Linked DNA regions of Homo sapiens: region 2 is linked to region 1. A link is a contact called in ENCODE Hi-C or POLR2A ChIA-PET data. All regions are on one chromosome and are shown on one strand. Each heading gives the region's core, a stretch centred on a gene start or an enhancer-like site at or near the end of the contact. The rest is flanking DNA. Distances are from core to core; before and after follow the strand shown. Region 1 holds the start of CPNE2 (copine 2). Region 2 has its middle 19 kb from the start of CCL22.

Region 1 (5,245 bases), core at 1,680-4,179:
GGTGTTGACACACATACCCTGACATGGGTCTATTTCGGGGCCTTCAGGCCTCCCACTGTGCACTGAGAGGTCTCCACCTGGGCAGGGAAAGACTTCGTTTAACATTTTGCAGTCTTGTGTTGGGTGTGGAATGAGGATAAAGCATGTAGAATCAACCTGTGATGGATCCTTGGCCTTAATCAACTTCTTCAGGGCTCTCCTGATCCCTGGCCTTTTTTTTAAAGATAGCTTTATGGGGATATAATCCATACACCATGACATTTGTCCTTTTAAAGTGTGTAAGTCAGTGGTTTTAAGAATACCTACAGTTGTGCAATCATCACTATAATCTAACTTTTTTTTTTTTTCATACAGGGTCTTGTTCTGTCACCCCGGCCGGAGTGCAGTGGTGTGATCATGGCTCACCACAGCCTCAACCTCCTAAGCAATCCTCCCACCTCAGCCTCCTAACTGGGACTACAGGCAGGTACCACACCCGGCTAATTTTTTTTTTTTTTTTGGTAGAGATGGTGGGGTCTCACTATGTTGCTCAGGCTGGTCTTGAACTCCTTGCCTCAAGTAATCTGTCTGCCTCGGCCTCCCAAAGTGCTGGGATTACAGGCAGGACCGCACTCTGCCTAGAATCTAACTTTAGAACATTTTTTATCATCTCCCAAAGAAACCCTTTGCCAATAGCAATCACTCCCCATTCTCCACTCCCCGGCCGAGGCAACCACAAATCTGCTTTGTCTGTTTGTGGATTTGTCTATTCTGGACATTTCATCTAAATGGAGCCATGTAATATTTGTCTGAGACTGGCTTCTTTCACTGGGCATAATATTTTCCAAGTTTGTCCATACTGTAGCATGTATCAGTACTTCCCACCTTTCTTTTTTTCCTTTCTTTTTTTTTTTGGAGGGGGGATGGAATCTCCCTCTGTCACCCAGGCTGGAGTACAGTGGCGCAATCTTGGCTGCAACTTCCGCCTCTTGGGCTCAAGTGATTCTCCTTCCTGCCTTCCGAATTGCTGGGATTACAGGTTCTTGCCACTACGCCTGGCTAATTGTTATATTTTTAGTAGAGACAGAGTTTTGCCATGTTGGCCAAGCTGGTCTTGAATTCCCGACCTCAAGTAATCGCCCGCCTTGGCCTCCCAAAGTGCTGGGATTACAGGTGTGAGCCACCACAACTGGCCAGTAATTCGTACCTTTCTATGGCTGTATAATATTCTATGTTGTGTGGATATACCACATTTTGTTTTTCCATTCATCAGTGGATGAACATTTGCGTGGTTTCCACTTTTTGGCTATTATGAATAATGCTGCTACGTACATTTGTGTATGTTTTGTGTGGCCATATGTTTTCATTTCTCCCGGGTAGATATCTAGGAGTGGAATTGCTGTGACCCCTGGCCTTTGTACTCTGCCTCCTTGGCTAGGGATCTAGTATCTTCCTTGACAGGCCCAACTATCTCATCCTTCAGGTTTCTTAAAGGAAGCCTCGCTGACTCCCATGGCTGAGTTGGGTCTTCTGTGCCACCCTACCTCCAATCTTTGCACATTTCATATGGTGATATGATGGCCTGGGTCCTGATCTTGGCCCCCACAGGTGAGCAACTTGAGAGAGACTATCTGCTTTGGTTCACCACTGTCCATCCCAGTGCCTGGCTCTCCTGCTGCTGGAAAGACAAGAGACAGATTCTGAGGCCAGAGCAATCAGGAAAGTCTTCCTGGAGGAAGCGGGGCTGGAGTTGGGTTGATAGGTTGGTTTGCCCCAGAGCGGGGCAGAGGGCTTTGATTGGCTTCGGTGGAAGAAAGGTGAAGAGAGCTTGGAGAAAGGAAAGATGGATGGGTGACAGGCAGGCAGAGAACAAAGCTCAGAGCCCCGGGGGCTGTTTAGTCTCGGCCCCTGTAAGGCTGCAAAGTGCCAGTGACTCAGACGTGGAGGGAGGCTCACAGGCTGCAGCGCGCGAGGCTCCCACATTAACCCTCACCTGCCTGGAATCGAAAAGCCACAATGGAAGCACTCGGCATTAACCCTCAGCTGCCCAGTCCTTGAGCCCCAGGGCCAAGGGCTGTGGACATGGCCTTGAGATCCCCGGGAAAGCCCCGCCCCCCAGAATCTGGTTACGTGAGGCTCAGCCTTCTGATGCCCGGTGGTGAACTTGCCCAGAGAGCACCTAAATACCGCGGAGTGGCCAAAGGCTTGAGCGCCCAGCGACAGACAAGTGTCCTAAGAATTGGTGCCTCTTCTAGGGAAAAGGAGGCCTGGGCTCCAAGGCCTTAAAGACTCGCCTAATTTTCCGCACGGATGAGTAGACCCAGGCCCAGTTCGGATCCGTCTTTATCTTATCGTCTGTGTCAGAGAAATATGTCATATTTCCAATCTCTGGCGGCAAGAAAATGCCGAGCTCTTTTGCTATTGAAAAAAAAAAGGGAAGAAAACACTGCGGCCCTAATCCTGCCCAATACAACCCAGAACCCAGCCTTGGGTGTTGCCCCGAGGGCGCAGCGCCGCTCCCATCGGCGCTGGGGGTCCAAGCGGCCCTGGGGCCCCGCAGGCCCGGGCTGAGGCCACCCCTCTGTTCCCGCGTCGGTGGCCCTGAGCGCACGGCGCTCGGAACTCGGAGGTGCCAGAGGCTCGGGCAAAGCAGGCCTGGGGAGGGCGCGAAGCCGCGTTGTTCCGATCCTCAGCCACCTGAGTCCCAGCCTGGAACCTTCGGACCCTCGCGTTCGGCCCGAACGTTCGGGCCCCCTCGGTGCCAGGCGCCCCGAGTGCCGCGGCGCGCCGGGCGCGGGCTGGGAGCGGCGGACTGCGGGCGGGACAGCGCCCCCGCTCCTCCCGTGGGAGAGCGCGCGCCCCTCCAGGAAGCTCCCGCCTCGCCTCCCACTTCCCTCCCCACTCCCCTCCTCGGCCGGAGGGAGGAGCCCGAGCCGCCGCCGCCGCCGCCGCCCGCCCGCCCGGCCCGGGAGGAGGACCGGACCCCGAGCGGCTGGGAGCGCACGCGAGCGGGCCGTGGCCGCGCGGGCAGCGCCCTGAGCCTGTCCCGCGCCCGCGGGCCCGGCCGAGCAGGAGCAGCTCCCGGGGATGCCCGGGCGGCTCGGAGCGCGGGCAGCGGCAGCCGTGCGGTGAGGGCGGTGGCGCCCGCGGGACCTGCGGTGAGTGGGGCCCGGGCAGGCGGGGCAGCTTGGCGTGAGTGCCCAACTTCGGCCTTGGGGCTGGGCTCTTTGATCCAGCTGCGGGTCCGAAGGAACCCGGGTTCCGCCTCGGGGGGCTGCGGCGCTCTAGCCCCCGCCGCCAGCGCGAACCCGGACTCCGGCGCTTCGGTGACTCAGCTCCGACCCGGCCACGCGGGGGCGCCCCGCCGGCTCCCGGACTGCGGGGAAGGGCGGGCGGGGTCCCTGGGGAGGGGGGCGCCCTCGGGGGTCCGAGCCCAGCTGCTTTGGGGACCCTTCCACCCGCCCCGAGGGGCTTGGAGGGCGTACGGGAGGTGGAGACCCGCCGCTGCCGCAGCTGCTGAAGGCGTGAGGTCGCCCTGGCTCTCGGCGGGCGCTGGCTCCTCTCCGCTCCCCTCTGCCCTCCTCCCACCCCTCAACACCCACCCCCTGCCCCAGGCAACTGCCGGAGGGCCGGCTCCCAGCCCCGGTACTGGGAGCGCAGAGGGGGAGTGGAGCTGGGCAGCTTCCCAGAAGTCGGAGTGTGTTTGCAAACTAGTTTTTGCGAAAAAGCTGTCTGGCACCTGTGTGTTTAAAGGGGGTGTGGGGGTGGGCATGGAGAGAGCGGGCGAACAAGGCCCTCTCTTATTCCCCGTTTCTCACAGCGATGCTCCTCTGAAAATAGAGGGGTCTTACACCCTCTTCCCTGCTCTTCCCACCCCATCCCCCAGCCTCGCTCCACGTCCCCCCGAGTTCAAGAAGCTCTCCTATGGGGAAGGGGCTGCTTCAAAGGGGGCTGTGATTTGCCCAAGGTCACAGATGCTGCTGGCTCTGGTAGCTAATAGGGTGTTCATCTTGCATCTGAATCCCCTGCCCCATATGTACTGGGGGAAGGGACAAGGGGTCTGGAAGAATGATCTTCCAGACAAAACGCCCTTTTTTTTGTCTGCCTTAGTTTTTTGCTCCCTTAGAGGTGTGTGCTGTCATCAAAGGTTGGGGGGCTTTTTCTGCCCCTTGGGCATCCACAGCTTCACGGACTGCAGGGAGCCCATGGTTTTCAGGAAACAGGCGGTGTGCGCAGATTGTAATCCCTGGCAGCTGCAGCCTGCCCTGATGGGGAGGCCTGGGAGACCTGGGTCTGAACCCCACCTATGACCAACAGGGAACTTGGCCCAGACCCTCCCCCCCTGTGGCCCTCTGGGTCACCATCTGTGAAATGGGCTGATGTTCCGGGGCCTGCCTCCTGGAGAATGGACACAGCATGAAGGCGTGGTTTTATGGCATTCCGCCTGGCATAGGTCCAGGTGAGCTCCAGGACCGCCCCAGCCAGCTGGATTGGAAGGGGTCACCCAGGCAGGTTTCTCCATGGAAAGAACCAGGGACGAAGGATGTGGACGCTTGGGTTCGTTTTGCGGCCGTCACTTCCTGTCTGCGTGCCTTGTCACCCCTTGGACTTGGGGGGTTTTCTGTCTGTAAAATGAGGCAAACTGTGACATGATCCAGCTTACAGTAGGGCGGCTGGGAGGCTGGAACTGGGGAACAGGGAGCAGACGTTCTGCAAGTAGGGAGCACTTCATGAGTGGCAAGTGTGGTGTCTCTGGTGGTGTTCCAACGGACACTCCCTCTGGAATGTCATGAGAATTAAAAACTGGGGCATAAGGGAAGAAGATGGCTGAGAATGGAGCCTCGGTTTCTATGTCTGTAAAACAGTAAGTACTGGACCCCATCTGGTCCTCCTCCCAGTCCTCAGTTTTTATATCTATACACCTTCATATTCTTTTCAGGTAATTGTGTATTTCTGCAAAGGTAGGATTAAATTAGATTGCAAGGACTCGGGTGCCAGCACTTATTGGTACGTGGTGAGTGCCTGGTTAACTGTCATTGTCATTATCCATGGGAATATTAAGAAGCCTGATGTGGGTGACTGCATCCAGGATCCTTTGTGGGGTTGTCTCAGGCCAGCTTGCTCCTCCCCCTCCCGTCAGGACTTCTGGGCTGTTCTAGGGGCAGGGGCCTGGGGTGAAAGAAGACCAGGAGAAGTGGTAGGTCTCATCCAGGTGTCCCCATTTCCCCACATCTGGCTGGCCTCACAGGGCTCTAAGGAGTGAACA
Region 2 (5,245 bases), core at 981-3,480, 250 kb after region 1:
CTCTCAAAGTGCTGGGGTTATAAACATGAGCCACCCTGCCTAGCCTGTAGTATGTTTTTAAGTCAGAAAGTGTGATGTTTCCAACTTTGTTTTTCTCTTTCAATATTATTTTGGCAATTTGGGTTCTCTTGAGTTTCCATATAAATTTTAGAATTTTTTTTAAAAATGATGTTGGGATTTTGATAGGGATTGGATTAAATTTGTAGATTGCTTTGGTTACTATTGACATCTTAACAATATTAAGTCTTTTGATCCATGAACATAGGATGTCTTTCCATTTATTTGTGTCTTTGTTTCTTTCAGAAACATTTGTAGTTTTCAACATATAAGCCTTTTATCTTGTTGGTTAGGTTAGGTTTATTCCTACATATTTTATTCTTTTTGATGCTATTGTAAATGGAATTATTTTCTTAATTTTATTTTCAGATTGTTAATTGTTAGTGTGTAGAGATGCAATTGTTGTTTGCTTTTTTTTTTTTTTGACAAGATCTGGCTCTGTCACCCAGGCTGGAGAGCAGTGGTGCGATCTCGACTCACTGCAACCTCTGCCTTCCAGGCTCAAACCATCCTCCTGCCTCAGCCTCCCAAGTAGCTTGGACCACAAGCGTGCACCACCACACTCAGTGAATTCTGGTACTTTTTGTAGGGACAGGGTTTCGCCATATTGCCCAGGCTGTTCTTGAACTTGTGAGCTCAAGTGATCCATCTGCCTTGGCATCCCAAAGTGCTGGGATTACAGGCATAAGCCACCACACCCAGCTGCAATTGACTTTTATGTGACCATTTTGTGTCCTGCAACTTTACTGAATTGTTTGTTAGTTTTAATAGCTTTTTAATGGATGCAATTTTTAGGGTTTGCTGCATATAGGATCATGTCATCTTCAAACAGAGATAATTTTACTTCTTCATTGTCAATATGGATGCCTTTTATTTCTCTTTCTTGCCTAATTGCTCTGGCTAGGATTCCAGTACTATGTTATTAGAAGTGGTGAAAGCAGGCATCCTTACTTATTCCTGGTCTTAGAGAACAAGCTTTCAGTCTTTCACTATCAGGTTTGTTTTAATCTGCACATAACTATGCTTAGGTAGTTTCCTTCTATTCCTAGTTTGTTGTGTATTTCTCCATTGTTTTGGACAAAAGTCATGTGTTAATCTTACTGTCATTTCTGTGTATATGATGGATTTTCTTTTCTGCTTTCAAGTTTTTATTTTCTTCTTTTCAACAGTTTAATTATAACGTGCTCATGTGTGGATCTCTTTGAGTCTATCCTACTTCTGGCTCATTCAGATTCTAGGATGTGTAGATTAATGTTATCATCAAATTTTGGAATTTTTCAGCCATTTTTTTCTTTGAATATTTTTTCTGCCCATTTCTCTATTTTTTCCCTCTTTCTCAGAGTCCTGTTACCTGGATGTTGGTGCATTTGATGATGGGCCAAGGCTTCTTAGTCTCTGTTCATTTTCTTCAGTCTTTTTTCTCTCCATTATTCAGCTTGTATAATCTCTGCTGATCTATCCTCAAGATTGCCAATTCTTTATTTTGTCAGCTCAAATTTGCTTTTAAGCCCCTCCAGGGAAATTTTCATTTTAGACACTATACTTTTCAAATCCAGAATTTCTATTGGTTCTCTTAAAAATAATTTTTCTTGGCAGGGCACGGTGGCTCATGCCTCTAATTCCAGCACTGTAGGAGGCTGAGGCGGGTGGATCACCTGAGGTCAGGTGTTTGAGACTAGCCTGGCCAACATGGAAAAACCCCATTTCTACTAAAAATACAAAACTTAGCAGAACTTATAACAAACTACAAAAACTTATAACAAAACTGCAAAACTGTGAGAAAAAATAATCATTTGAAAACTGGAGATTGATCAAAATTATAAGTAGTAGGTAGAATAATGGGTGACAGAGTGAGATTCTGTCTCAAAAAAAGAAAAAAGAAAAAACTAACACAGTATGTAACAAATTGAGAAGTGTTTACTTTGAAAAGTCTTGAACTTTAATGAGAAAAGAATGAGGGCTTTGTGTGGGTGGGTGGGTGTTTCAGAGCTTCCTCACTCAGTCATTCTGGAAGTCCCATCTATATGTGATACATTCTTACAATGGAATACTGTGGAGGAATGAGAATGAAGTAAAAGGGCAAGCAAAGACATGGCTGAATCTCCTAAACATAATGTTGAATGAAAGGAGTCAGGCACAGGCCAGGTGCAGTGGCTCATGCCTGTAGTCCTAGCTGCTAGGGGAGCTGAGGTGGGAGGATAGCTGAGGTTGAGGCTGAAGCGAACCGTGATCGTGCCACCGGACTCCAGTCTGGGTGACAGAGCGAGACGCTGTCTCAAAAAAAGAGAAGAAGTCAGGCATAAAGGAATGCTTTCTGTATGATTCAGTGTTTCTTTCTGTTCTTTGTTTGTTTGTTTTTTTGAGACAGTGTTTCTCTCTGTCACCCCCCCCGGCTCATTGCAGCCTTGGCCTCCCAGGCTCAAGTGATCCTCCCACCTCAGTCTCTCTAGTAGCTAGGGGCCACAGGCTTGCATCACCATGCCTGGCTAATTTTTGTATTTTTTTTTTTTTTTTTGGAGAGATGGGGCCTCACTACATTGCCTAGGCTGGTCTCGAACTTGGGCTCAGGTAATCCTCCTACCTCAGCTTCCCAAAGTGCTGGGATTAGAGGCATGAGCACCCAGTGCACCCAGTCACTTTTTCTATGATTCAAATAGAAATAACTAGTTTAGGTATTAGGAGCCAGAATGGGCTTTCCTTGGTGGTGGCAGCAGAGGGGTTGTGATGGAAGAGGTCATGAGGGGGTTTCTGGGTTCTTCTTCTTCTTCTTCTTCTTCTTTTTTTTTTTTTTTTTTTTTTTTTTTTGAGACAGAGTCTTGCTCTGTCACCCAGGCTGGAGTGCAGTGGCGTAATCTCTGCTCACTGCAACCTCTGCCTCCCGGATTCAAGCAATTCTCCTGCCTCAGCCTCCCGAGTAGCTGGGACTGCAAGCACCCACCAACACGCCTGGCTAATTTTTGTATCTTTAGTAGAGATGGGGTTTCACCATATTGGCCAGGCTGGTCTCAAACTCCTGACTTTGTGATCCGCCTGCCTCGGCCTCCCAAAGTGCTGGGATTACAGGTGTGAGCCACCATGCCCAGCTCTTGTTCTTCTTCTTCTTTTTTTATTTTTTAACTTTTTATCTTCTAGTAATTTCAAACTTACAGCAAATTTGCAAAAATAGAGTAAAGAAATCCTGTATTTCCTGTATTTCCATCATCCTGATCCACCAACTGTTAACATTTTACCACTTGAGAAAATAATAATTCTTTCCGTACGAGGAGTCCAAGCCCATGTAGATACAGCATCCCTGTGACAGTGACTTCCAGGATCCCACACTAAAAGAAGGGCAAGAGGAGGAGCCTTCTGACACATGGTTGGTCCTGGGGGACCCATTCCTTAGGTAGGTGGCCACTGACCACAGAAAGAGATGACACTGTTCATTGTCCAGTTTGAAGGCTCCTGAGATTCCAAACGCTCTTGGTTCCCCCCTGGTCTTCTCTATAATTCTCCATCTGTGTCCAGATTACCAGGCTTCAGGGTGAGTAAATAACAGGGAACCGAGGGTTGGGAGGCACTACGGAAAGAACCCTGGGCTCTGGGATAAACGTCCATACATTTTCTTCTTCTTTCTTCCCCTCACACCATTCCTCATGCTTTTCTGCTTCCCCTTTCTGCTTCCTTCCCTATAAGATGTCACCTCCTCTCAGTTTCAGCCACTACCTCTTGTCTGGGGACTGGGAGTTGGAGTTTCCCTGGGTCAAGCATGTCACCGTCCAGCTCGGGTGTTCCATCTGTGAAATGTGCAAGGGGCATTTATACCCTTTCAATCACCAAAGGCTGTTGTAAAGATCATTTGGAGCTGCGAATGTGCAAGTTGTTGATCCTCAAATAGCCTGGCAGTGGCAGGCATGACCAGTCCCATTTCACAGAGTCAGGGCCTGAGTCCCAAGGGCACAGGGCCTGGTAGTCAAGCTTCACTGCCAGTTGGTAGCAGAGCCCGTATCTCTGAGACTTAGGATATAGCCATGCTACTCACACCCTCACCCTACAGGCTATAAGATGACTCTCATTTTTATAGAATACCAAAAAGCCAATTGGAAACCCACAAAACATATCAAATGGCAGAAGAGGTAGATGGAATGTGTAGAATTGTTTGCTTTTCTAAGGGTTTTCTTCTTGAAGAAAGAGCAATTGTGGTTTTACAATGGGACTTGCTCGGAAATCCAGGCCAGGACAAGCTGCTTATTCAGAACAAAGTCCTGGAGGGTAAGTCATCTTCTCTTTGCCCAATCATTGTTCCTTGGAGGATGTCCATTATTTGCAGAGCCTGGCTGGCTCTTTGCCAAACCTATTTCCTCTTCTTGAGTACACCTCTTCTGTTTCCCAGCCTTCCTTGCAAACAGGTGAGGTCAGGTGTCTGAATTCTGGCTAATGGAATGTGATCAGAGCTGATGCACCCAACTTCCAGGCTTGGACCAAAAAAGTTTCCCACGCTCCAGGCCTGCTTCTATTTTCCCTTTTATGACTTGATGTAGATGAACACGGCGATCTGTTAACAACAGCAGAACCACAAATGGGAGGAGTCCGGGTGCCTGAACCGCCACTTGGAGAAGAGCTGCCCATTAATCAGGAACATCTGTTTTGGACTTTATGTGGTGAAACATAAACTTACTGTGTCTGAGCCATTATACAATTTGAGGTTTGTTTGTTATGACATCTGACGTTACAGTACCTAATACATGCCAGTTTACCTGATTCCAATGGTTCCTTTTTTAACTACAGAAGACATTTATATCCTTCACGTGTTCAATGATTTCTCCCACATAAATCAAAAGTATTTTCTTAGTCCCCTATTAGAACCTCAGGAATAAAGTGTGCTCCAGGGTTTCATCTCTCCCCTCTCTGAAGTGGATCTTCCTCTCATGACTCTGCCATCCCAAGGAATTCCTAAGAAGTATTTGCAATCAGAATTGGAATGAAGAGACAAGAAAAAGGAGAATTGATGATAGCAAGTATTGACTGTTCTTTTGAGTTTTACTGTAAAGGTCCAGCACCTGGAAGGGGATGTGGGATCTGTTTTCCTAATGCACTGTTTTCTTAAGATGGGAGAATTACTGGTTTGTTGCATGCCAGTGAGAATGCTACTGTAGGGCCGGGCGCGGTGGCTCACACCTGTAATTCCAGCACTTTGGGACACTGAGAC

What was found. Hi-C counts contacts between places; a loop is a spot of excess contacts on that map. ChIA-PET counts read pairs that join two places held with the same protein, here RNA polymerase II (POLR2A). Pooled maps may share reads with other maps.
Region 2: a loop to region 1 is called in a pooled map, with 3 times the contacts of the local background. The contact joins the enhancer-like site here to the promoter of CPNE2 in region 1. A Hi-C loop is called at or near these places in 2 of 50 pooled maps. POLR2A ChIA-PET finds 5 or more read pairs at or near these places in 4 of 52 experiments (GM10248, OCI-LY7, T-cell and 1 more).

Annotation. Positions count from the first base shown.
Region 1 is chr16:57,089,654-57,094,898 of GRCh38, forward strand. CPNE2 (copine 2) reads left to right here and starts at 2,930. Exons shown (of 16, transcript NM_152727.6): 1 at 2,930-3,137. RefSeq lists silencers at 2,452-2,521, 2,542-2,791, 2,902-2,951, 3,012-3,421.
Region 2 is chr16:57,337,486-57,342,730 of GRCh38, forward strand. No RefSeq gene overlaps it. Among named protein-coding and RNA genes, the nearest start is that of CCL22, 19 kb to the right of the region's middle. Within about 2 kb of position 2,231, at least 2 of the 41 ENCODE cell types and tissues checked have a DNase peak (open chromatin) inside an H3K27ac peak, as active enhancers do.